Regions from separate parts of the Homo sapiens genome. Here region 2 is linked to region 1. Evidence: chromatin loops called from intact Hi-C (ENCODE). Cell type or tissue: HepG2. All regions are shown on one strand. Each heading gives the region's core, and the rest is flanking DNA. Links, peaks and the distances in the headings are about the cores only.

What was found. A loop is a pair of places that touch in the nucleus more often than their neighbours do. Peaks named below come from ENCODE experiments on the same cell type or tissue, not always from the same donor. Only the 100,000 strongest peaks of a DNase experiment are listed, where the experiment ranks them.
Region 2: it touches region 1 in a loop (11-fold over the local background); 1 of 110 quality-filtered maps calls a loop at or near these places.

What each region holds. Positions count from the first base shown.
Region 1 is chr2:205,272,687-205,275,614 of GRCh38, forward strand. All of the region lies in intron 16 of PARD3B (par-3 family cell polarity regulator beta), which reads left to right. Among named protein-coding and RNA genes, the nearest start is that of NRP2, 410 kb to the right of the region's middle. In HepG2, for the core only: no CTCF peak of the experiment used is centred there; a DNase peak (open chromatin) is centred at 1,135.
Region 2 is chr2:205,217,715-205,220,642 of GRCh38, forward strand. The region is part of intron 15 of PARD3B (par-3 family cell polarity regulator beta); the gene reads left to right. Among named protein-coding and RNA genes, the nearest start is that of NRP2, 460 kb to the right of the region's middle. In HepG2, for the core only: no CTCF peak of the experiment used is centred there; a DNase peak (open chromatin) is centred at 1,347.

The DNA of each region.
Region 1 (2,928 bases), core at 147-2,646:
GGGATGGCTGCTGCCCCTCCATGTGCCAGGCAGGAAGAAGGAGGACAGGTGAAGGACAAAAGACATAATTCTGTCCCTTTTATTTGGAAAATAATAGCTGTCCAAAAACTTAACCTCAGATGCTTCATCCGTGTCTTATTATTCAAAACCATTACATGAAAACAAAAAACCGCATGAATATCTGGAGAGATGAATATTTTTAACTAGTCAGGTTGCTACTCCAAAGTCAGGATTTTGTTAAAAAGAAGCTGAAAAACTATTTGGCATAAACAATAAGTAGTTATACATGAGACAGATAAGTTAGCCAAATCAAAATCATCCTCTTTATATCAGTTTTTCCCCTAAATTTAACTTAAAATACCTGAAGTAATTGGAAATAAAGTAGTTTTCCAATGTAGACATTGAAAATTATCTGTAAACTAGTTCAGTGTTCTCTGAACAGCAACTAACACATACATTGCAGAAATTTCATGAATATTAGATTGTGTTGATTGCTTCAATGTTTGTTCTTAATCTAAATTTTCACTTTAACAGTTGCAGCTAACTATTCATATATACAATCAACTCTCAGTTACCAAAGGGTGAATGCCCTGAATTCCCACTATTGTTGGAAAACCTGGCTATCCATTTCTTCTTTGCATTGTCACCCAGTGGAAAGAGTTCGCTCCTTTGTTATACTTACTGTGAATTCCACTCCTTCACCTAACAAAACAATGCCAGAGCAGAAGCACGTGTGAGTTTTTTCTTTATAGTCAGATCAGCTGCTGTGGAGGGCCTTTCCCTCTAATGACCAGCTCTTCCTTCAGCAAAAGTATAAAGCATGCAGGCAGCTATCTAAAGGAGCAACTACTTTGGAGCCAGACTTCTCAATCTTGACCATGAATCCAGGTGAGAAATACTGAGTAAAAATACAAAATGGATTTGCGTAAGAGTTCACTAACTCCTCCTAGATCAGGTCTTCACTTTCTTCTTTGAGATGTCATGAGTTTACAGTATGGAAGACACTCTATTTGTTTATTTCATCAGTCATGTGTTCACTTGGCCAACACCTGTTAAATGCCTACCTTGTGCTGTGTATCATGCTGACTCACAATGTATACAGTCGCACCGTATTCTGCGGCCAAATGGATTAATATTTGTAAACATAGTTAGAAGTTTTACTTTTGTAAGTTATCTATGATCTTGAACTTTTGTTACAAGTCCACCAGGTTGTACAGCTCTGTGGTGGGGGTGAGGGTCATTTATAAAGGCTGCATGTGAATCATATCAGCAGTCCCCCAGGGGTTGCAGAGCACACACCACCATGAGTGTGTGTAATTACTCTGGTTACTTCATTGCACATTTGAGGATTGGCTCCTGTTTTGTGTTATCCATATTATTAGCTCAGCTCATCTAGATCTGGACAAATATAGTTTTTTTAAAAAAAGTCTATTTTATTTTCCCTCATATGTATATATATCTTTATCTTAGATAAATTACTATTGCCTATAATTTTCATATATATTATAACCTCTGAAGAGAATTTAGTACCTATATTCTTTCTACTCTTTATTTCTTTGTGTGAATAGGCAACATGTTTACCTCCCTTCACTATAGCATATTGGTATTAGGATATACTATATACTTGAAACTTAGAAAATTTGCAAGAATAATCAGCTGATTTCATTCCTGATGTATAAAGGAAAATATTCCATTCCTTAAGTGCTTTTAGTAACTTATATTGCAGTGACTTTAATATTACTGAGGAAGAAACCTGTAGTAATCTTATTCACCTCATTGGTAAGTTCTTGCAATATTTATTATTAAACATTAATTATTAAATATGAATAGTATTAAATGTGTGGTACATTGCTTTTTTTAATAACCCCTTTCCTGATATCCCTTAATTTACATGGTATACTTTTACATTGATTTTTTTATAAATCATTTCTACTTACTTTCTATCTGAATATTATCTATCTGAATATTAATATCAATTATCTACCTGAATATTTCTATCTGAATATTAATTCTTCAGTTAGCACCAAATGCAGAATTTATTATGCAACTTTTAAGCCCTCTACAGAAATCATTATATTATTTTATAAAGAATCCATAACATTTTCTCTTCTTGGCTTTTCAGCAAGTTGTCTATAGTATGTATATCATAATATTACCTTGTGTTTTAAACCACTCAGAAAACTGGTAAAAAGCAGAATTGTCATTTTACTAAATATTCTTTCTTCAGCCAATTCCCATGTTTATCATTTCCTTAATTTTTATTGTCCTGTGTTGTAAAGTGGTCTGTGGCTTCAAAGGGCTTTTATTTGCTTTACTTGCTTCTAGGTTTCTAACTGCTTGTGTGCCTTTTGAATACATGTTTAAACATAAGAGAAAAAATGTGAGTAAGGCTCGCTTCTGATTTCAGACTGCTTGAGAGGGAAGTGACTGAAGGGGTAATATATAATCACAAATCAAACCCAAGGCCACTGTTAGGCTTCTTTCGGTGCCCTGTTGAACGGGAAAAATTAAAAAAAAAAAAAGTCTCTCGAGTTTCACAGATTAGCAAAAACTTCCTTGTATTTACCATGCACTGAAAATACAATTAACAGTTTGTATGAGAAGACGAAAGATAATGAAAAGAGAAATTAGTCTCTGAAAAGCACATTCTTATGAGGTCATGAATTACAAGTTCATGTGTCTTATGGCAAAATATTTATCTAAGAGATTCGGCTATAAAAATCAGGAGTCACCACCCTCTTTAGATTACCCAAAAGAGTTGATAATGACTTCATAATAGCATAAAAAATCTGGGGTCTTTATTGTTTTTAATTCTGATTTCTATATTTTATCTATTGAAAATCAAGAGCTGTGGATAAAAAGTTCATTTAGGGCAGGGTGTGGTGGCTCACACCTGTAATCCCATTTGAGAGATCAAGGCAGGTGGAT
Region 2 (2,928 bases), core at 105-2,604, 55 kb before region 1:
TATACACACATACATATACACATATATGTATGTGTGTATATATGTGTGTAGATAAGTATATATGTATATATATGTGTGCATGTATATATGTGTGTATATATGTATATGTGTGTGTATATATGTGTGTATATGTGTGTGTGTGTGTGTGTGTGTGTATATATATATATATATATATATATATTTTTTTTTTTATTTTTTTGAGATGGTCTCTCGCTCTGTCACCCAGGCTGCAGTGCAATGGTACAATGGCTCACTGCAACCTCCACCTCCTGGGTTCAAGCGATTCTTCTGCCTCAACCTCCTGAGTAGCTGGGATTACAGACGTGCTTCACAATGCTCAGCTAATTTTTGTATTTTTAATAGAGGTGGGGTTTCACCATGTTGGTCAGGCTGGTCTCGAACTCCTGACCCCATGATCCACCCACCTTGGCTTCTCAAAGTGCTAGGATTACAAGACATGAGCCACCACGCCCAGCCCAAATTTTCTATTTTTATGTCCTAAATTGTTGAAGCAATTCTTCTGATCGAAACAGGCAAGGGTTTTATTTTTCTTATGAGTCACTATAGGCACAAGGCCTAGAGCCTATAAGCTTTACAAAAACCTACTGAAGTATGTGAGATATGAACAAAATTATTGGCTGTAATGTATGAACATAAATCCAAGTGTGAAATTAATAAATGTTTATCCCTGAAATGGAAGCTTATGCCAATTTTAGTAATTATTACACTTAGAATTTATTATTTTAAAAAATATCAATTGCAAAAAGGTTACACTTTTGGTTTTTTTACAACTCAAAAGAATTTCTAAGTATGCAGAGAGATTGCTAAAAAAATCAGTCAATCTATAATTAACTCATAGGCAAATAATTGTAAATAGATTTTGTAAATCTCTTTCAAATTTTTACAGCAAAAATTTTATTTAATGTAGGAGGGGGATGGGGAGGAAGAGAGAGTAGCAGGAGAGAACACACTATGGGTACAGCCCATTGCTTTTACCTTTTCCCTCCCTTTATTATTTGCCTCTGAGATGTCCAAAGAAATCTCTGGTCTTAGGAAAAAAAGATTTTAAAAATTACTGCCTGTGGCTGGGCATGGTGGCTCATGGCTGTAATCCAAGCACTTTGGGAGGCTGAAGTGGGCAGATCACCTGAGGTCAGGAATTCAAGACCAGCCTGCCCAACATGGTGAAACTCCATCTCCACTAAAAATACAAAAATCAGCTGGGTGTGGTGGCACGTGCCTGTAATTCCAGCTACTCGGGAGGCTGAAGCAGGAGAATTGCTTGAATCTGAGAGGCGGAAGTTACGGTGAGCTGAGATTGCACCACTGCACTACAGCCTGGGGGACAAAGGGAGACTCTGTTTAAAAAAAAAAAAAAATGCTGCCTGTGAGGTCACTCTGGACTCTGGGTCTAGCCACTGTCTGTTTGTCCAGTTAATGTTTTCTATTAGCTCAACTTTGTTCGAGATTCTTAATATAACTCAATACTTTCCAAAAAGCTAGCAGATATTTAATATGTATGTGTAATCGCCTTTTCTGCAGAAAGGAGCGTGATTTAAGTGAGCTCATCTAATAGATCAGTATAAAATACCAGATGAGTTCACTAGAGTGTGTGAAGAACTTTGTGCATCCCATTTAAGTGAATGGTTGTGTGCTCTGAAATGAAGAGACAGCACATAAACCCCCAAAGTTAATAAACTCTAATAAACAATGAATCTGGATGACAACTTTTCAAAATCTATTACACAGTAGTAGCCCTGGTTTTGCACAGTTTGCATATTAAACAGATGATAGTAGATTCTGGGCAGAAATATAGACAGTATTATGTACTTCAATTCGTGCCAGAAGAGAAATTTTTTGATAGCACTTATTGTAGCCAAGAACAAAGCAGCTATACAATCCCCAGCCAGAAACCAGGTGCCAAAATTAATTCATGCAAGAATAAAATGGGTTGGCACCTTATGGTAAAGTCATAAGCTCTTGAGGAAATGCACAGGAAAGTTCTGGGTAGCTTGAGTTACTACGTCTTTATGGTTACTTCCATTCTGGGCTGGCTCATTAACTTTGCAATAAGAAATACCATGGAATGATCAGAAAATGTTTTCACCCAGCCAGGAAATCTCACAACCACAGGCAAAAGTGCCATGAAGAGAGCAGACATGGTTTTCAGTAATGTAAGCCCTGCACATGATTTGGATATAGCAGGCTTACTTGTCACGTTTGTAGGAGCCACATAACTTGGTAGGTTAGCAAATCACACTGGATGACAGAATCAGGATTCAAAAAGGTCTCAACAGGGAGAACTGTTGAGCCGCAATTCAGAAGATTAAATTTAATAGGGATGAATGTAAATTCCTGTATTTGGGTTCAAAAAAGGAAGCAACTGCTTCCTGCCTTACTCCCATCCAATTTATTTTCCACGCTGCAGCCTGGGTGATCATTTTAAAACACAAATCTGATCATGTCACTTCCTTGCTAAAAATCCCTTAACAACATCCCATTGCCCTGAGGATGAAGACAGAACTCATTAATGTGGTTTTTGAGATTCTCTATGACTGGCCCCTTCCTTTCTCTTCCGCCTGTTCTCTCTCCAGGCTCCCTCTCACACTGAGCACCCCAGCCAAATGGAAGATCTTAGGGTTCCTCATTTTAGGCTGCTTTTAGGTTCTCATGTTTTCTTTGCCCGAAACACATCTTCCCAATTTCCTATACATTTCCAGAAAAGCCCAATCCATGGGCTACTGTTAGGTGCCTCATTACCAACTTTCAAGGTTCTCTGACCAGCCTTTTATTTAACAAATATGTATTGAGTGCCTACTACATTTCAGACATGTTCTAGGCTCCAGAGATAAAACAGTGAACAAAGTAAAGCTCATGTCCACGTGAAGCTTATGTTTTCTTGGGGAAGATGCCAGGCAGTACCAAGTC